Linked DNA regions of Homo sapiens: regions 2, 3 and 4 are each linked to region 1. A link is a contact called in ENCODE Hi-C or POLR2A ChIA-PET data. All regions are on one chromosome and are shown on one strand. The core of a region is the stretch at or near the end of the contact, and the rest is flanking DNA. Distances in the headings are between cores, read along the strand shown.

Region 1 (5,203 bases), core at 1,683-4,182:
ATGAGTGGTTAAGTGAGTACAATAGTTAACTCACTGCATATTATGGCTGTTTTCTACATTATTGAGTGTTTCTTAATTTGCAATAACCACAATCATTACTGGCCTTACACTGTAAAATCATGTAATATACACTGCTTGCTTTGAGTTGACTCCTCCTCCTCCTTCATTTATCTGCCTAAATTTTATTGGGCTTCTCAAATAGCTCAGGCCACCACCTCTTCAGTAACCCTTCCTTAACCTAAAGTACCCCTACTTCAATTTCTCACAACAGTCCTTTCTTTTACTGAATTAGTTGTCCCTCCTCTGGGTTTCGAAATCATCCTCTGCATATTACCTTCAAAGAAGGAATCACACTGTTCTCTGTTTGTTTATAAGACACATCTCCCCTACTAGTTTTTGAACTCCTTAAAGGCAAGGATCATCTTTATGACCCAGCTCAAAGCCCAATGTCTGGTATTAGTAGACATGCTAAAATGTTTGTGAAGTGATGAATACATGTATGAATATATTCAGACTTAGAAACAGCATCACAGAGATGGGTCTTCAGAAAACATTTAATATATCCCGCTTCACCCAAAACTCCCTAAATAAGTATTTCCAAAGAGTTGTGTTATTATTAAAACAAGAAAATAATTTTCCATGTTCAATATAAAATAAACATTTTTCTAATGAAAATAGGATTAAATAAGAATCTTACCGGCAAAGTTCCAGGTAGAGATGCATCAAAAAAAGAAACCAAAGAATTTGGAGGTGCTGAAAAGCGAACTTGAGATCCAGAGAAGAGTTTAGAGTTGGAGGAAATCTGGGCATGAATTTCCAAACCTACCACAGCAGCCCATTTGTGTTCACTAAGAAGAAAGAGATAATGGTTAAGATGTATTATATTTGTCACCATGAATGAATTTCTATAAGTCTAAACCACAAATGTTAATTTCCTATATGTGTTTTAAACTTAATACAATGTTATATCCTCACATTAAAAATGTGTCATATTTTATCAGTGACTAAATAAAAAACAATTTAGAATAAGCGCCTACACTGAGATTGGCAAACTAAAATTCATTTACAACATGGCATCAGGAGGCTGATGATATAAACATGAAGGCTATAGAGAAAGGAACAATTTGGCGTCTTAAAACAATTTAGAAATGGGTATCAGGTGACAACTGCTTGGCTGACTTCAGTGAAAAGCGGCATTTAACAAATTAACTGTAACTTATCAAGTAATCACTCAGTAAATGATGAAAGCTGATCTTTCCCACATTATCTAGAATTAACATAAATGGCAACATTCTACTACTAGAGAAATAATGATAAATAGTTCCACGTCTCTTATTTAAAAAGGAAATTCTCAACCATGTTTTGGTTTGCATGTATAATAACCAGAGAGACACAGATACAATAAATCACCACTAAATGATACTCTTAAAAAAATTTTGCAAAACTCCACCACACTAAACCATCTGATGCGGCATATTTTTGGTCCCCCAAATCACTTTCAATTCCTGAGACCTAATTTCAGGTTACTTTTTTAATGCTTATTTGCTATCAAATCTAAGAAGCTGTTAAATGCTATAATAATCTCTCTTATCTGGTCAGTCCTACTCTGTTGGGTCTGTACATAGGCCTCTCCAGGTCCTTATAAATGTGCTTATTCCCTATGAAATCCATGTATGTTCCTATCCTGCTCTTCTCCCAAGTAATTTTGTGTATATACATATATATATATATACATATTTTACATCGTTTTGTTTTGTTTCAATCATTTCAACATATAAAGTTCTATATCTGAAGTACTGCAAGAATAAGTCCTTCTTTTTAAAGTTTGGAAACACAGCCCATAAGGGAGGGGAATTAAAGTAGGAACTCATTAGAAATTCTGCATGCAGTAAAGCACCATTCAAAGTATTTTTGCATTTCCATTACATGAGAGAAAAAATGTACTTTCCATTCACAAGGAAACAATCTAATTCACGAAAAGAATACAAAACTGAATACTTCTTTCTGGACAATTTCCCTCTGTTCCTCCAACTGAAAGTAAAAATAATGCCAACTAGTCTCAAAGAATAAACAAAATATTAGAAACTTGCCATATGTTTCTGTATTTAAAGAGAAACTATTTAATTCTTACATAATGAAGCATAAACAGCTGTTCAGGGGATATCTGGCCAAATAAGCAAAACTCTCCATATAACCAGGGGGAGTATCTCTTCTTTTGGCTGCGTCCTCCTAGGTCTAGTCACACATATTCCAACATAAAACGCCTGCACAGATAGCTAGTGTTTTCTGACTAATGACAATAACCCACCACTACCAAGAGCTTGTAGGTAAAGGCTCCCTTTCTACCTTTAGAACGCTGCCAGCCCATACTAGCGCTAAATAAAATCAGCTAAATATGATCCCGCTTCTCGTGTCACCGTCCCCACTGCTAGTGCTATTAGTAAGATGACCGAATCCACTCTTCTGTCTGTGCACCCTTCAAGAAAATATTTGCTATTTTACACTCGCGAATTCCCCAACTACATCTATTTGAAAACAGTGGTTTATATATGGGGGCGGAGTTGATAGAAAGTCTGTTTGTGCTTTTATTTAGGTTTCGGGGCTCCAGGTTATAACTCAACGCCCTCCCGTCAGCCAAAACGTCTAGAAGCTGGGCCGTAATTGCCATTATTTCCCCAGTCCTGCAGTTCCACCTCACAGTTAGGTGGGCAGAAATGTATGAAACAGAATACCCTTTCCTCGTCTTCTGGGCCGTGTGGAGGGGCTGCTGAGCCACTGAGCTCTCTCCCCTAATCTGGTTGGATGTGGACCCAGTCGGAGCCCCTCTTCGGTGGCAAGAACCACCGTCAACCCGGGCGAAAGCCCAACGTCTTCCACGGCAGCCCCAGCGCAGCATGGGCGCCGCCATTGTAACTCCAGGGTCTTGGTCAGGTGACTCAGCCTCACTATGCCGCGAGGCTCCCTGGGAAGCGTAGTTCTGGAAATGCATTAAAAACGCCATAGGCTCGGACCGGAAGACTACTATTCCCGGCGAGCATTGTGATTCGAAGCCTGCCGGAACCCCGCGGAGAGGGGAGGGAAGGAGAAATAGAGGAGAGGGTGGGAGGGTTTCTGGGTGGGGAGGTGTGACTCCTCCTAGCGGGGAGTTGGAGAGGTTTGTGGCTGTGAGCGTGTGTATAAGTTAGAGTGTGAGCGCTTGATGCTTGGTGCTAAAGCGTGGCCGGGATTTTATAACCCAGTTAACCTTGCAAGGGGAAGTAAATGACCTTGACAGCTCAGCAGAGACTTCCTCAGCCCCCAAACCCAATCCGTTATATTCTCTGTCTACTCTCCTGCTTCACTCAGCAATTTGTGCGTTAATGCAACAAATACTTATTTGCATGCCTACCGTAATGCCAGGCTCAGTTCTCTTAGGCACTGTAGTTACTGCAGAGATCAAGACAGTTATGGCCCGCATGTTCATGGAGCTTACATTCTAAAGAAGGGAGACATACAGAAGTTAACAAAAATAAGATACTTCCATATAGGTAGTAAGTGCTATGTTTAAGCAGAGGTAATTGGAGACAAACAGCCCTAGATTGAATGTTCATGTACATTTTAACCTCCTTTTTATTATTGGCCAGTATCAGAAACACACTCCTTATATGCTAGGAGCAGATACCATCGTCCCAGCGGACTTCCTTCATTTTCCTGTGTCAAAACTAATACCCCTTGTTAAAACTGCCACCGATTTCTTGTGTTTGAACACAGTCTAGAATAGTCATTTAGCCACTCTCTATTTCATCACCCGACTTTGATTGTCCTCGTAGTGCTTTTGACTGCCTGATGTTTATCTTCTATTTCCACAAATTCCTCGTCTGTCTTATTCACTACAGTACAAAGTAGGTTCCTTAAAAATATTTGTTGAATAAAGTAGTGCAGTGTGGAGAATGCATTTGACAAAGGATGGAGTGGATGCCCTTTGGAGCAGTAATTGTTTAGGGGAGAGATGATGAGTTAGGGTGGTGGCAGAGCCAAAGAGAAATGGATCTGTTTGAGATAGATATAGGAAGTAAAATTGAAGGACTCTGATGGATTGGATATGATGGTGGAAGGCTAGGAGAAACAAATAACTCCTGGATTTCTGGTTTGCACAACTGGCTGATGAAGTTATCCACCGAGATAAGGAAACCAGAAAAGGAACAGGTTTGCAAAGAAAACATATGAGTTTGGTTGCCTTGGAGACATTCAAGAGGAGAAATCAAGTAGACATCAGTGATGCCTAATTCTGAGTATAGAGCAGGGCAAGGGGAAAAGCTGCATATTTTGTATACTTCACATTGATAGATTTTCAGTTATTGATCAATAATCCATTGATTAGTTGGCTGTAACCTTTGATCTTTTCCTTTAATACACTTCAATTGCATATCCATATGGAAGAAAGAAACTTTAGTTACTGTCCTTAAAATTGTCATCATTTATTTTTTCCATCTTTTCTACTTTTTCATCCACTATCACTGTTCTAAATTGCCACACCAGAAGTATCAGTCATTTGACCAAGGATGAAAATGACAAAAATGACAGGGACTGGAAGGGAGTGGTGGAGACTTGTTCCAAAATTTCTCTCTAATTATTGCCCTTTATTTAAGGTTCAGATGATTCTCTAGATCCTTTACTAGAGTCTTCCCTCTGAGTTTCCATGTTTTCCACCTTTACTCTAGGTAAGCTAGCTTTCTTTTACTTATTTAGCTCCTCAGGTTTTTCTGGCCCAGACTAGGGGTCAGGAGAGTTGCCTCTGAGCACAAAATGGCTTCACTTTTGTTAGGACAACAGAGGAGAATGGAATCTTGTATCTCTAGCTAAAAAGAGAGGGGGACACTTGTTACCTCATCGCTGGTAATCAGCATCCTTAAAAGGCGATTCACTCCATCAAATGGAAGATTGGGAATGTTTTGAAAACCACTGTAAGGGAGAGCAACACATTTAATGAAAATCCTAATCTTACGGGTAAAACGCGCTATAAGGGAAGCTCATCTTTGTTTCTGAAGCGGTATTATTCAGTAATAGGCTATCGCCTCAAAGGCCCCACCCCACCACTAGAGGAGATAAAAATCCTACGCATGTAAGTGTATTTGCTTCCTTTCACGAACGGAAACCGGCCAGTTTCCTGCATCTTGTCTCTATCTAATCATTGCCCTTTCAAAAATCCTATAGAACTAATCGT
Region 2 (5,420 bases), core at 2,796-5,295, 750 kb before region 1:
TATTTGGACACCTCTGGAGGAGAGGAACTTGTTCAATTTTAACAGTATAAACTTTATTGTTTAAGTAGCTAATATTTAGGCCAGGCGTGGTGGCTTAAGCCTGTAATTCCAGCACTTCAGGAGGCTGAACGGGTGGATCACCTGAGGTCAAGATTTTGAGACCAGCCTGGCCAACATGGTGAAACCCCGCCTCTACCAAAAATACAAAAATTAGTCGGGCCTCATGGCGCACGCCTGTGGTCCCAGCTACTTGGGAGTCTGAGGCAGGAGAATCACTTGAACTCAGGAGGCAGAGGTTGCAGGGAGGCAAGGTTGCACCACTGCACTCCAGCCTGGGCAACAGACTGAGACTCTATCTCAAAAAAAAAAAAAAAAAAAAAGACTAACTATCAATTAGGAAATATTTACGTGTAGCAGTACTAACAACATTGAGATGGACTAATTTACAGAATCCCAATACTTTCGTTCTAATTTTTTTTTTCAGGGTGTTGCTCTGCATGATTGTAGCTCACTGTAGCCTCGAACTCCTGGGCTCAAGGGATCCTCCCACCTCATCCTCCCAAGTAGCTGGGACCACAGGTATATGCCACCATGCCCAGCTAATTTTTTATTTAATTTTTTTTTTTGTAGAGACAGGGTCTCACTATAGTGCCCAGGCTGGTCTCAAACTCTTGGCCTCAAGTGAACCTCCCAAAGCTCTGGGATTACAAGCATGAGCCACTGTGCGCAGCTGCTTCCAAAGATTTTCTAGAGTGGCCAAAACCCCAGATAATCCATGAAAGAGCATGAAAAGTATTTTAAGGGACAATGGAAGGGGAGAAACTGCTACCTAATATTCTCAGCAACTTTTCCTGCCCTACCTGACAAGCGAATGATATTGAAGAGGAGGGTAACTAACTGAACAGACTCTTCTCTCTCCTTCTATCCAGGCACCTACTATCCTGCAAATACGCAGCTTTGAAGGACTTAACCAATGACCTTAAAATCTATACCAGGTCTACAGTTCTAGGAAGCGTATAAGCAAATGCTGCTATAGAATTTGGATTTTCTTTAATGATAAAAATGCAAATGACTCACGTTTGGTCATCCACTCCAACACAGCACATTCTAAAGAACAGGAGTTCAAATCCTCCTTCTGCCAAAAGATGTTGTGTCTTCACACACAAATAAGTAATTATGGATTATATTACTACCACAAATTTCTGTTTCTCACTGAAGGCATATGACATTTTAAAAAAGAACAAAAAATCAGAAAGGAAATGTTTCAAGTCTATTTTGAGGTAAAGCAATCAATTTACCATTTATCTTCCTCAGACTTACATATGAAAGCCCCACACACATGCGCACACACAAGATCCCCAAAATGTTGACAACTGTTGAAGCTGCACAACGGATACCAGAGTTCATTATACTATTCTATTTTTGCATATATTTGAACATTTCCATAATATGCAGTTTTTTAAAATATGCATGTGTGTGTCTATAGGTGTTTATACATAAACTCCCAATAAACTGACATAGAAATATCCAATTGTTCAAAGCTTTCATTCTTCAAAAGTAAGTGAATTTCTTTTTTTTTTTTTTTTTTTTGAAACAGTCTCTCACTCTGCCACCCAGGCTGGAGTGCATTGGCACGATCTCGGCTCACAGCAACCTCCACCTCCTGGGTACAAGCAAGCGCATCCAGCTAATTTTTTTGTATTTTTAGTAGAGATGGGGTTTCACCATGTTGACTAGGCCAGTCTCAAACTCCTAACCTCAAGTGATGTGCCCGCCTCGGCTTCCTGAGGTGCTGGGATTACAGGCGTGAGTCACCACGCCCGGCCAGAATTCCATCTAGCTACTTTCTTATTCTAGAAGTTGTACTGCAGGTGACCAGACCATTAGAGAAGGTCTAGTGAAAGAAATAATTAACTGCCCCAGAATAAAACAAGCCTAACCTTGAAAAGAGGCAAAGGGAAAGGTGCTAAACAGTTATTACAATTAACTGCATGTTTATATTTGGTCCTGTTATCCTCTAACACAGGTGGGTAGGTAGAAAAGGGGGAAGTATTTTAGGGCCAGATTTCCTTTTGATTCTTTAAGTTGATGGGCAAGAGAGGCTGGAATAAAGAAATCTAAAAAGTCTCCATTATAAATGATAACCAAGCCAGGCACAATGGCGCATGCCAGTAGTTCCAGCTACTTAGGAGACAAGAGGGGAGAATCGCCTGAACCCAGGAATTCAAAACTAGCCTAGGCAACAGAGTGAGACCTCATCTCTAAATAAATAAGTTAATGAATTAATTAAAGGTAGAATTGTATAATATATGAATTATACCTCAATTTAAAAACAATTTAAGCCCTATACAGTGATGCATGCCTATAGCCACAACTACTCATAAGACTGAAGCAGGAGGATAGCTTGAACTTAGGAGTTTGAGAACAGCCTGGGCAACATAGAGAGGCCTCATCCCCCTCCCACCCCCACCCGAAAAAAAGCATTCATAGCTCATCTTAGTATAATCAGCAACTTCCAATGACTAACTATGCTTTCCTGCTAGACATGAATTTATAAAACACATAAAAATTATACTGTATCTGCTTCAATTCCTTTTTTCATATTGCCATTCAATTTTCACAAGATTACTTTAAATGCAATCCTAAATTCATCACCAATTTAACTTTTGTTAGTTATGTCTAAAAATAAAACTAGTCAAAATTAAAAATACTAACTTTGCAGCAAATTAATCTTGCATCAGCACTACAAACAAATTTTTAAACTTATTGTAGCAAAACATAACTTCGACAGAATCAAAGACATTAATTCTCAAGTCCAAAAAAAGGTCACAAGAAATTATTTAAAGTGGTAAAGGGAAACGCAGACTTAGGCATACAAGCCAAGAAAAAAAAAATTAGAGATAACTCCTCCGCTAGAACCTCCCCCCAATACTTCCATAGCAACAATTATTTCCTTAGCACAAAAGTGATGTGTTCACTTTCACAAAACCTGGATCATCTAAGTTTGCACAATTCCCTTCAATCTAAAAAACAGATGAAATTGTTTCATTTAGGTGAGTAGAATTTTGTGTCCCTATACACGAAAAAAGTCACCATCAGTGTGAGTAAACCACATGGCTCCAGCTTTAAGATCTTGTTCCCCAACCCACTGAAAAGAGTATATGCTTATAAAATATTCATGGACTTACCAGGTTAAAGACAGTTTCTACAATATCCCTATTGGATACTTCTCCAACTTCAACCAAACCGGTCAACACGGCAAATTTCATTCTGATGCCCCTGATGGGGAGCCCTGGTTTCAGAGACAATGCACCCCCTTCAGTAGGGGTTTCTTCTCTCCCTCCACCTCCCCCGTCATCACCTGTTGGTGGCGGGGAAGGGACACGATTGTCTTCGCTAGCCATTGCTAGCTCACGATAAAGGACAACTCAGAGTCACCCTGGGACGGCAGTCGCTGCACTGGTAATGAGCACAACACACGCAATGCAAAACGAAAGGGTCCCTCTTCCAACTTGTGGAGATACCCCAAAGCAGTTGATGTGGAAAGTCCTTGGCGTCGCCCTCCTCCTCTTGGAGAATATTTGTCCAATCTCTCTCCCCGAGGCTGACAACAACGCCAAACCCTATTGGAAGATTAAATATATGTTAAATAGGCTAGGTTTTGTTTTAGGGTTTTGAGGGGACAAGAGGGAAATAGTTATTGTCGGTCAAGTAAGTTACTAAAGGCACCCCACTACTAGCCACCCGCTTCTCCCGGGCTCAAAAAGCTGGGTTCTGGGTGAAGGCAGGTCCAAGAGGCCCCCGAACAGGCTCACTCCTCCCCCACTCTCGTGCAGGTTCTAGGCGCAGGGTAACCTCTCCTCACAGGTGCACTAGAAAGAGAAACTGTCGCGGGGAAAGGAGGGATCGGAGGAAAGAAGGGGGGCCCACAAGCTATCACAGAGGTAGAAAGTTCTTCCTCACCCAGATACTCCGGACTCGTCCTCACCCCCCGCCCAGGAGCAGCGAGACCGAGGTGGCGGCGGAGATCCAGGGCAGGAAAAGGCGGGGGAAGGGGGCGGTGATTATTCTAAATGCTCGGCCCAGTGGGAGGAGTGAAGCACCTCTCTCAGGCACCTGAGATTCGACGGGAAGGGGTGGGGAGGTGTGTGTGGTGGCAGGAAGGGAGGGGAGCGGCCAGAGAAACCCAGCGGCCACCGCAGGGAGAGAAGGGAGGACAGAGAGGTCAGTGCACCTGGTCGCAGCCTCCAAGTTTCCCTAGTCCGCTCCCCGGGAGTCCGCGGCTGCACAGAACTCCATGGCTTCCTGGCCCGCCCCGCCCCTGCGCTCAGCCTTTGCAAAAGCAGCCGCTGCTGGCGCTACGGGCGCCGCGGCTGAGGCTGCTGCGAGTGGTGAGGATGCTACTGCCACAGCTCGCCCCGCCACGGGTCGCGCGGCTGTCGTGTGCCCACTGAAGCTGCTCCCGGCCGCCATGACAGCGCCGAGTGCTGCCGGGCGCGGCGTGCGCGTGCGCGAGCGCGAGTGCGCGGGGCGGGAGGGCGCGAAGGCGGAGGCAGCCGCGCGGCGGGGGCGCGGTGACGACGCGCGGACAGCCAAGGGGGCCCCGAGCCAGCCGGAGTGCTGGGCTGGGGCTTCCGGCTGCACTAGGCGCGCTGCTCTGGTAGCACCAGGTGTGTACCCGGCCCGGCGAGGAGAGACCCTTCCGTCCGAGGGCCTACACTTTCCCCTCTCCCACTCTCGGACCTCGGGAGGTGCTTCTGCCAAGTCCTGAGGCGGGGATTTTGGCGCTCCTGCTGTTGTTAAGTTACCGTAGGGTCTCTTGGCGCGGAGGGAACACGCGCTGCGTTGCCTAGGTGTCTCATTGGACTTGGAGAAGAACACCTGAGGCACCTCTACGAGCCAGAGAGGTGACGGCGCTGGAGCCAGTGAGGCTGCTGTCCCTGCCCAATGGGAGCGAGGAGTCCCCACCCCTGGCTGCTTTCAGCTGTTGCCCGCCCGCCGCTCTCGGCGGAGACTTGGAGATTTCCACTGGGATACCTCGGCAGCTGCCGCCATTCGGGAGGGGAGGGGAGGGGACCGAGTCGACGAGGAATGGGAAAGATTCCTTGCTTTGCAGCTGCCGCGCCACGAAACCTCTCCCACATTCATTCTAGGCAGAGGATTCCTGAGACAGCTGCTATAAACAGCGTGGAGACAGGGTTCCTTGTGCCTGTAGACCTCCGAAGGGTTTTTTCCTCTCGTGATTTTCCAATGTGAAGATTAGGCTCGCGTCATTCTCAGAGTAGATCAAAAGATAAATTATATTAGGTAGTACAGATAGGTCCTCATACTCAGTGTCCCTTCTTTCCACCCGCTATTAACAGTAAACCATTCTTCCTAGTGAGTGAAAAATAAATTTAGAGGAAGGTGGTTTTTCACCC
Region 3 (5,084 bases), core at 576-3,075, 570 kb after region 1:
TTAAACATTTGGTTCAACATCAGCGCTATACTCTTCTGAAAACCAGAGCAATATACAAATACTGTAATCACTTTTGGATTACAAAACAAAGCTGAAAACTCAGGTATCCTTATGTCATTCTGAAGAGATAAAGAAATACCACAGTTTCCATATTTTAAAAAAGTAGATAATTAAAGGGTTGAGAGAACCCTTTAATTGAGAACCTAATGTTGAGAGAACATAATGGAAACTGGAATACAAGGTCTCTTGATACTCATCCCCCAAATTTTAACAGTATAGCACACTGTTCAAAGTAGAGGTAAATGACAATTGAAAAGGTACTCCTTTTCACATATTACAAATCTGGTGTGAAATCTGCTTAATGTAATTGTTCTTAATAAAGAAGATGCGATAGACAGAATTAAAGGTAAAGACTGCCATGGATTCACTGTAAGGACCTTTCAGAGAGACCTTTTTTGACAAATGAGGTAGAAATCACACTTGTTTAACAGGGGTATGATGACGATAATAGAAAGATAGGATTTTAATAGGAGGGCTTTACAGGAGGAGATAAAAGCAACAGCAAAGGCACTGAGAAGAGAAAGTCAAAAAGTCCAGTTTGGCAGAAACCATTTTGAAAACTGGATCGAGGATTTCTTCCTTAATTCGTTAGTCAACAGTAGGCTCAAAAAGACTTAAGAACTGGGCAGTGACACTATCATAATTATAAAAGGACTATATGTCAGCTGTATAAAACATAAGATAACCAAGTTAGAAAGCTGTGACAATAGTTCAGAATGAGAGAACAAATTACCCACAGGCCTCAGCTTTTGCCTAGACTTAGAGATAGGGTGGGTGTAAGGTGGGTAGGTAATTTAAAAAGGCTCAGACGCTTGAAGCCTGAATTTGTCCCACTTGCGGAAATAAGAATATCAAAAAAAGAGAGAGAAAACATGATTTCTGCTTGAATATGATGAGTCATCAAAGATACAGAACAACAAAAAGGATTAGAGATTAGAGAGTAGAGAGTTTCAAACAGGAAGCTGACAACACTAGCAAATGAGAAAGGAAATTTACAGACAATCACCAATTTTAAGACAAAACGCTATGGCTTTCCTAGAATAGAAACATCTGAAGTGTAATAATTAAATCTAATTTAAGAGCACACTGTCACTATTTCAGTAACTCTACACAGAAAGGGCCCAAATTCACCAATAATAGAGGAAGAAGTCCCAACCATGACAAGATTTTCCCTTACCTTTTTTCATGAAGATGCATACAACGCACAGTGGAAGTATGCCCATATAAGGTGTGTATACATTCTCCAGTCTCTGCATTCCACACTTTGAGTGTCCGATCTGTAGATCCACTAATGATGATGTTGTCTCTCATTTGTGATGACCATACTCCACCTGTATGTCCCACTAATGTTCTCAGACACTGGAAAAACACTTAAGATGATTACTTTTGGGTAGAAAGGAAAAGTGATTTAAATAAAATTTAATAGCTCATTAAAATTTGGAGTAAAGTTACTTATTTAATTTGTTTGGCTCTTCAGAAAATATTACATCCGTATAAAATGATCCCATCACTATTTATTGTTTTGTTTATTCAAAAGCATTATAAATTTATATAAGCACAAGCAATTGTGTATGTAGTATGTAGAAAGCAAACATATGATATAAAACATGATATAATAAAAAGGAAACACGACATGAAAGCAGTTATGATAGCTCTGGCCTGGCCTCTTTGATGAAATAATACTGAAATTGCAACTGGGTTTCTTCCATGGGAATAGATTCAATGAAAGTATGCCAACAGTATTGGGTGTGGCTACATACCACATTTCATCTGAATCTGCCCCAGGGCAGTAGTTAGGAGCCAGTGAAGCTACTTCTAGACAAGTAAAGACAGACATTAAAGCCCTGTAATAAATCCCAAACTAATATTACACTATGGAAATATAAAGCTGCTTTAAAAAATTTTAACATCTGACTTGGAATATTTATAAGATACTTGCCAAGAAGCAACATGGTAAAAGACATTTTAAAAGACATGGATTTTTTTTTGTTTTCATACTCTCTTCTGTTATTTTTTAGGTGGCAATTACTTAATTCATGAAAATATTCTCTACTGGACAGATAAAAATAAATATTCACTAGAGAATCATTAAGGTATGATATGGTACACAGTCAAGCTGATTGCTTGGGCTTTTTCTTCAAACTTAACATTTAAATGCCTTGTCCACTCTCATCTCACAAGGGTTTGAGATAAGTATAAATTAACATGATTTATTAAGTTCTAAACTACAGGTAGGTTATCAACAAAGCAGTTTATAAGGAAAAATAAATATCCCTCAACCATACTTTTGAAAAACATTACAAAGTAATGAGGTATAACTTAGATAGTAAATAAAAGTGGGGAAAAATTGAGCCAAGAAAAACATAAAGCACCCTTGAAAATGTTAAAGTATCTGTCACAAAGATAGACAAACTATGTAAATGAAAAAAAATTAATGAAACCTCTATCATGAGAAGCATCACTATCCTCATGCCATTGGCTTTCATAAATATGGGGAAAAAAGCTAAGTTATGAGCTCTGATATTTGCTATCCAAATAACTAAGAATCAAAAATGAATTATTGTTTTCTTTTTTCCAGTTGCTACTTGCAATGATATACACAAAATTATGACTTTGTGAAGTGTAGGAAGAGTAAACTTACTTTGCCTGTGACTGCTGACCAAACTTTTAAAGTGTTGTCATCAGAACCACTAACTATTCGGTTACCACAAAACTGTAAGCATGTGATCACATGATCATCATGTCCTTTCAGCACCTATAAGAAAGATGTGCAGATTAGAAATATGTTAATTAAATTATGTTCTTTAAAATACTGGTGAAGAGAAAAATGAAGGCATAAACAGGAACAGTAATTTGTAGTCTATCTCTAGAATTTAAATTTATATAAAGCATTATTTTTCCTGGCTGACGAATCCAGAATTAAACATTTTATTGTTTCCATAGTCTATTATTTATACTCAAAACATCAACTATTAAAGTTTTACTGCATCAAGACCTCATAAAGATGGTTCAAACACCAATGTATTTGACAATAATCTATTCCATCTGTTCAAACCAGAAGAATATGCCTCTAATTTTTACAACTTTGACACACAAGAACAAAATAAGCATCTATTAACCACAAAGAGTAACAATTATTAGCATTCTTAAAACAAAAAAAATCATAATATATACATATTAGTATAACAATGTCTCCCCAAATTGGTTTTTTCCAGTTGTAAAAATACGCCCAATAATTTCAAGTGTTTTTACCATTCTTTATGTATTTGAAATGTTATTAGACAGAAAACCAGAATTATGCTTCAATTTGTAAAAATAAGACACACAAAAGTCACCAAATCCAAAACACAGACACTCCTCAAAAAATCATGTTTGGAGTATGTGATCAGAGGAGGCAGCAAATTCTTAGGTAGAATGTGTATGACACAGTAAAATTCAATAGGATATTGAGAGATTTTCATTTACGTAAGATAAAAAGATACTCAATTTAACTTATCTTTTATTCAAGCACAATTAGTTGTCAGATTAGAGAAATTAGCAATAAAAGAATATTGTCAGTTAATACTTTCAGTTATTTTAAAATATACGGTTTTCTTTCTACAGAAGAGGAGTGTCATATTATACAGTTTGCCAAGTGAAATAGTACACTAGGTACTAACACTGATTAACGGTTTCTGTTACATTGTGCAGAGTTCAGTTACCTTAGGAGATTTGAGTTCTCCTCGCCTCCAGTTAGTATCAATTCTGTGCTGTCTGATGTATGCACTTTTCCATGGACTGTGTATGAAACCTGGTTTTATTACTTTTCTTCTCTTGATGTGCAATGGTTCATCAATCCCTAAAGTGTTACAGTTCAAGAGTAAATTGCCTTCACCAATAATAACAGTTATACATTTTATAAAGTATTCCATCTTTATAAAGAGTATTCCATCTCTCTGCTCAAAACCACTGAAATGCAAGACATTGTCAAATTTCCAATACTGTTATCACAGTATGTAGCAATAATGTAAAGTTTACATTCTATATGGCATATTTTTGTATTCACTATTTCATTTCTCAAAATGATTCTAAAATATGTTGGTGAAGATGTGAGGAAATTGGAATGCTTGTGCAAATGGTGCAGCTGCTGTGGAAAATAGTCTGGTGGTTCCCCAAAACAAACACAGAATTAACATATGATCTAGCAATTCCACTTCTGGATACATAACCAAAACAATTAAAAGCAGAGTCTCAAACAGTCATCTGTACACCCATGCTCATAGCAGGATTATTCACAGTAACTAAAACGTGCAAGCAATCCAAGGGTCCATCGAAAGATGGATAAACAAAATGTAGCATTAGATACATATACACAATGGAATAAAGGAAATTCTGACACATGCTATGACATGGATGAACCTTGAAGACATTATGCTAAGTGAAATAAGCTGATTACAAAAGGAAAAATATTGTATGATTTCACTTATATGAGGTACCTAGAGTAGTCAAACTCATAGAGACAGAAAGTAAAAGGGTGGTTGCCAGAGGCTGTGGAGAGGAATAATGGGGAGTTAGAACAGGGGGCATGGAGTTTCATGTGAAGATGATGAAGTTCTGAACACAGATGGTAGTGAATCTGAACACAGATGGTAGTTGCAAAACAATGTGAATGTACTTAATGCCACTGAACTGTACATATAAAAATGGTTAAACTGATAAATTACATACATGTTATCACAATTTTTAAAAGATCATTTAAAAAATGATTATATGGAAGAAGGGAAGGCACAGATTAATTCCACTTTATGTATGCAAATACTTAAGAATGAAGATTTCACTGATTAATCCAAGCCCTACAGAGGTCAAAAGCAGGATGACAAACCAAGCACCCTGGATCTTTACCTCAAACCTTTATTAACTGGACTAACCATCAATGCTTCCTACTTGACTATAACTACCATGAAGGGAATAATCACCTATAGAGTACCTACATCATGCTCTATGATTCTTTCTAAAATATTTTGCTTCTGAGGCACATAGTATTT
Region 4 (5,020 bases), core at 1,325-3,824, 880 kb after region 1:
AGCAGCCTCTGCACAAAGAAAAAAATTAGAAGTGGTCACAAAGATTTAACTGAGCAGACAGGCCAAAAAAAGCTCGCATAAAACTGCTGTTTTCTTGCAATTAATGGTTAAGTGTTGTCAATGACTGTGCTGAGTGACAGACACACCATTCACCGAGTACTTTCCTGTATTAGCCTCATGGTGGCTGGCTTTCTTGCTGCTGAGTGTTCTTCTTTTTCTAATCTATAATTTGTCTTTTAATTTATGAAATATCTCTTATTTTAACAAAATAATAAAAGAGAATGAAAATACATTTTTAAAAGAAACTTTTCTCTAGATTGAGCTTTATCAGCTACGAACCTGCCATGTGAACTTGAACAAGCCACTTAACCTCTCTGAGTTCTAAGTTTACTCAAATTATTTTATTTTTAACTGGTTGTTTTGACATGATGTAGACAGTGTCAGGCACATATTAAGTGCTCAATAAATGTCTTTTGAAAACCTACATCAAAAATTATACTTTCTCAAAAAATGACAAAGAGAAGGGATGAAACAGGAAGAAATCCACAAAATTCTCTATTAAACTAACCTAAATTTTTCCTGAAAAATAGTGAAGCAACTCCTTTTTATAATGACATCGAGCTCAGAAACATAAACTATAGAATAAACAGTAGAATTATTATAAGAACAGATATACTGTCACTCTCTCTTAGTTAATTTCTTAGGCACTAGCATATAGAAAATGTGATGTAAATGTCTTACTATTGCTGTAATTATTACTGTATTTTCAAAATTATAAATCCACTTGAGCAGAACCACATCTAATTCTTTCCCTAATCTTTCCCTATGTTGCTGCTTAATGTAAAATCATCCCTGTGGTCAAGAGATATAAGAGGAAAGAAGACAGGCATTTGGCTAATATTTGCGATTCCTTGTCTGTGGTTATTCATCTGAGATTGCAGAGACAGAAACACGAAGCTTTCAGGAAACCGTCTAACTACAAATGCCTCCAGAAGAAGGAAGAGGCTGGCTAGATTGGAAGAGTCATGATAAAAGGGACTTTTTCTTGTTTGCACCACTATCTAGTGGCATTTGGGAGGGTGTTGTGAGTGTGGGGTTAGGCAATAAGGGAGTGTGTTTTCTACACAGAAGTTAAAACAATAATAAAACCAACCAAAAGGATCTGTTTTCTGTCGTTACCATGTGTTGGCAATGCTTAACCAGATCAGGGATGAAATTCTCTTCAACTTGAGGGCAGACCCCTCCTAGCACCCTCCTCCCACTGACACTTTGCCCCTGGGCAGTGCCAGGCACATAGCAGGTATGAATCACGGAAAAGATGCTAAGATGGAAAATAAGAATATGAAACACTCCCCTCCCCCATGATTCCTTTGTTGCTTTTCCTATTGATTTCTTTCAAACATGAAAACCATAGTGTCCACTTCTCATAGTATTTTGTACATCTCTGGTCCTTATTAAAATCCTGTGCTGTCTTTCGGATTCCATAGCTCAGGAAGAATATCCATTCAATGAGGACAGAGGAAAGTAATGAACAAGACTGGCCAATGAGACAAGGATAAAGTTCTGAAAGGCCTGAGATTACAGACCCTAACAAGACAAGCTTGAAGAGTTGAAGTCTTTGCACACAATGTGGTATATTCAGTGTAGGATGGTTATCAGATTGACTCCCTTTTCCCAGAAGCATGGTGGTCGTAGGTTCTATGGACTTAATAGATAACAGAGGTTCTATGTCAGGCATGTCTTTCTAGCATCAAGGAAAGTGGAACCCTGTAAATGAATTCCAGAAGGCTTTGTTTATCAGGAGAAAGGAGAAGTGTGTCTTCCACTAAATTCAATTTTTAATGACTGTTACATACTTTCTGAAGCATTAAATTCACCTGTATACTACTTCAATGACAGAGGAAGAATCATGCACAAGGTAAAAGCCAATGGAAAACTTTGGGTGATAATGGTGTGTCAATGTAGGTTGATTGATTGTGATAAATGTAGAACTCTGATGGGGGACGTTGATAATGGGGGAGGCTGTGCATGTGTGAGGGCAGAGGGTATATGGGAACTCTGTATTTTCTGCTCAATTTTGCTGTAAACCTAAAACTGCCCTAAAAATAATCTTTTAAAATCCCAGTGTGGGAGGGGGAAGAACAATTGCCACTGCATAAGAATAATTAGTTTCACTTGCGTGGTGCTTTAAAACTTAGCTACTGCCGGGTGCGGTGTCTCACGCCTGTAATCCCAGCGCTTTGGGAGGCTGAGGTGGATGGATCACCTGAGGTCAGGAGTTCAAGGCCAGCCTGACCAATGTGGTGAAACCCCATTTCTATTAAAAATACAAAATTAGCCAGGCGTGGTGGTGGGTACCTGTAATCCCAGCTACTTGGGAGGCTGAGGCAGGAGAACTGCTTGAACCCAGGAGGCAGAGGCTGCAGTTAGCCAAGATTGCACCATTGCACTCCAGCATGGGCAACAAGAATGAAACTCAGTCTCGAAAAAAAAAAATTAAGATAAAAATAAAACCTAGCTAGGTGGTTTCATTCTCTTATATCATCCTGTGAAACTAGAAGGACAGATGTTCTTATTTCCATTTTTCAAGATGAAGAAATTAAAACTCAGAGAGCTAAAGTGACTTGTTTTAGTCTAAAGAACAAACAAGCATTCAAATTAGGTCTTAAAATGAGTCTTCTAAGTCCAATGACCCACAAATGCACTTTCCACCTGTATCTATAACAATTCACAAGCTTTTAGAGAAAAAAGAAATCTTATTTTTGTCCCAGGGTAGATACTCAAAGTAAACATTTTATGGATTATCAATTTAATTAAAACATTAGGATAGGAAAAAGAAATGTACATAAAATTATGACAGAAAAGAAAGATTATCCAAATTATAAGGTGTTACTATCCTTTTAAAAACTTCAGACTGGGCGAGGCACAGTGGCTCACTCCTGTCATCCCAACACTTTGGGAGGCCAAGGCAGCAGAAGGATTGCTTGAGCCCAAAAGTTTGAAAGCAGCCTGAGCAACATAAGGAGACCCTGTCACCACAATAAAGTAAAATAAAATTAGCCAGGCATGGTGGACAAACCTGTGGTCCCAACTACTCTGGAGGCTAAGTTGGGAGAATCATTTAGGCCCAGGAGGTTGAGGCTACAGTGAGCTGGGATCACACCACTGCACTCCAGCCTAGACAACAGAATGAGAGTCTGTCTCTACACAAAACAACAAAACACCAAAAAACTCCAGAGTGATAAGTGGACTATTCTGAAATCACCAACATTAATGGGCCTATGCCAGTAATTAAGGAGAACTGAAAGTCTCATAGTAGATCAAACAAATTCCTGATTTCCCAGGATTGGTAGGTCCAGAAAGAAACCACCAGGGAACACAGGGACAAAAATAATGCTTCGCCCACCAGTATTGATGTGTCTGGGTCTTAGGATACAGGCTTAGGATAAAGGAAGTGAATTTTTTTTTAATCCAGTGAGCTGGGTCTTAGTATAAAGGCAGTGAGTTTCTGTACATCAGTCCTAACTTCCTAATAATTATACTAGCAATAACCAGTGCTTATTGAGAACTTACTTTGTTCTGGGCTTTGTTCTAAATCCAATGTACTTTTCTTAGATTTTTTAATGAATAAAAAATTAACTTTGCAATATCATAATAACCTTTGAAGTAATCAGAAAGTGCCTAGTGGTACAAAGATCTGGGACTTGCCATTCTTGGTTCTCGAATGCTGGTGCTGGCATTACGAGAGGGCATAAAGTGAAGGCCTGACAGCCATCCTGTGAATGCCACACAGCTCTGGACCCACAGTGGAATGTAGACCTTCCCTTTTAAAACAATCATTTAACTATGTGAAGGCTCTAGCTCATTTTCTCATTATTTCAAAAATCTGACTTTTTTTTTTTGAAACAGAATTTCTTTCACTCTTGTTGCCTAGGCTGGAGTGCAATGGTGTGATCAGTGCTCACTGCAATCTCCGCCTTCCCAGTTGAAGGGATTCTCCTGCTTCAGCCTCCCAAGTAGCTGGGATTACAGGTGCCCGCCACAACGCCTGGCTAATTTTTGTATTTTTAGTAGAGATGGAGTTTTACCATGTGGGCCAGGCTGGTCTCGAACTCCTGGCCTCAGGTGATCTGCCTGCCTCAGCCTCCCAAAGTGTTGGAATTACAGGCATGAGCCACATTGCCTGGCCAAAAATCTGATTTTTAAGAAGATTTCACTGCCATACAATTCTGTAATGTTAAGCTTCTTCCATGTTGCCAACAATTTCAAAGAGCAAAAGGCAGGAATGTAAAAACCACTGAGGGTAGTTTTTAGCATCATTGAGGTTGCTCATCAGTGATAGAGTAATAAGATACTTAAGATATTTATGGAGTTTTAGTAGTGATCTGAGCCCTATACCAGACATATATAGTTACATATTTCCAGGTAAGATCAAAACATGGGGAAAATATTCCTTTGTAATATTCCCCCTGGCATTGTTGTTTTCTTCCACCTGCTTGTTAATCAATCTCTCTCTCTCTCTCTCTCCCCCTCTCTCTCCCTCTCTCTCTCCCCATTTCTTTTAGAGACAGGGTCTTGCTCTTGCTTGTTGCCCAGGCTGGAATGCAGTGGTACAATCATAGCTCACTACAATCCTGAAATCCTGGGCTCAAGCAATCCTCTCACATCAGCCTCTCAAGTAACTAGGACTACAGGCAAGCGCCACCAAGCATGACCTGGAATCTCTTTTAAATAGGATAGAATCCTTCCTGAACTGGCAATAATCTTAACATGAAAATGCCTAGGGTGGTGATATTGACCTAAATCTACAATAGGTATAGACTTTGGCATCAGAGCTGAGGTTTGTCTGAGTAAGACTGTGGTGGTGTGATGTGAGGAGAGATTTGGGATGGTGAATTCTTAAGTGAGGTTTAGGGGGGAGACGCAGGAAAAGGGTCCGAAGATAAACATCTGACTGCCCCCAACCATTGCCTAATAATCAGTATTCCCTCGCGATGCTCAGGCTTCAGGGGTTGCCTGG

What was found. A loop is a pair of places that touch in the nucleus more often than their neighbours do. ChIA-PET counts read pairs that join two places held with the same protein, here RNA polymerase II (POLR2A). Pooled maps may share reads with other maps.
Region 2: a loop to region 1 is called in a map of CD8-positive, alpha-beta T cell, with 11 times the contacts of the local background. The contact joins the promoter of LRBA here to the promoter of GATB in region 1. A Hi-C loop is called at or near these places in 5 of 168 maps with a recorded cell type or tissue (CD4-positive, alpha-beta T cell, CD8-positive, alpha-beta T cell, naive thymus-derived CD4-positive, alpha-beta T cell and 1 more), 1 of 37 single-sample maps with no recorded cell type and 17 of 50 pooled maps.
Region 3: a loop to region 1 is called in a pooled map, with 4 times the contacts of the local background. The contact joins the enhancer-like site here to the promoter of GATB in region 1. A Hi-C loop is called at or near these places in 2 of 37 single-sample maps with no recorded cell type and 7 of 50 pooled maps.
Region 4: a loop to region 1 is called in a map with no recorded cell type, with 8 times the contacts of the local background. The contact joins the enhancer-like site here to the promoter of GATB in region 1. A Hi-C loop is called at or near these places in 2 of 37 single-sample maps with no recorded cell type and 4 of 50 pooled maps. POLR2A ChIA-PET finds 5 or more read pairs at or near these places in 1 of 52 experiments (activated naive CD4-positive, alpha-beta T cell).

The regions. Positions count from the first base shown.
Region 1 is chr4:151,758,075-151,763,277 of GRCh38, forward strand. GATB (glutamyl-tRNA amidotransferase subunit B) reads right to left here and starts at 2,933. Exons shown (of 13, transcript NM_004564.3): 1 at 2,733-2,933; 2 at 698-848. The coding sequence starts at 2,908. RefSeq lists an enhancer at 2,649-2,928.
Region 2 is chr4:151,011,239-151,016,658 of GRCh38, forward strand. LRBA (LPS responsive beige-like anchor protein) reads right to left here and starts at 4,046. Exons shown (of 57, transcript NM_001364905.1): 1 at 3,964-4,046; 2 at 3,189-3,623. The coding sequence starts at 3,404. RefSeq lists enhancers at 3,476-3,655, 3,836-3,965, 4,317-4,914 and a silencer at 4,466-4,615.
Region 3 is chr4:152,326,971-152,332,054 of GRCh38, forward strand. It overlaps FBXW7 (F-box and WD repeat domain containing 7), which reads right to left. Exons shown (of 14, transcript NM_001349798.2): 9 at 3,762-3,898; 10 at 2,702-2,815; 11 at 1,238-1,419. Among named protein-coding and RNA genes, the nearest start is that of FBXW7-AS1, 8.2 kb to the right of the region's middle. Within about 2 kb of position 1,826, at least 2 of the 41 ENCODE cell types and tissues checked have a DNase peak (open chromatin) inside an H3K27ac peak, as active enhancers do.
Region 4 is chr4:152,635,062-152,640,081 of GRCh38, forward strand. All of the region lies in intron 6 of TMEM154 (transmembrane protein 154), which reads right to left. Among named protein-coding and RNA genes, the nearest start is that of TMEM154, 42 kb to the right of the region's middle. Within about 2 kb of position 2,575, at least 3 of the 41 ENCODE cell types and tissues checked have a DNase peak (open chromatin) inside an H3K27ac peak, as active enhancers do.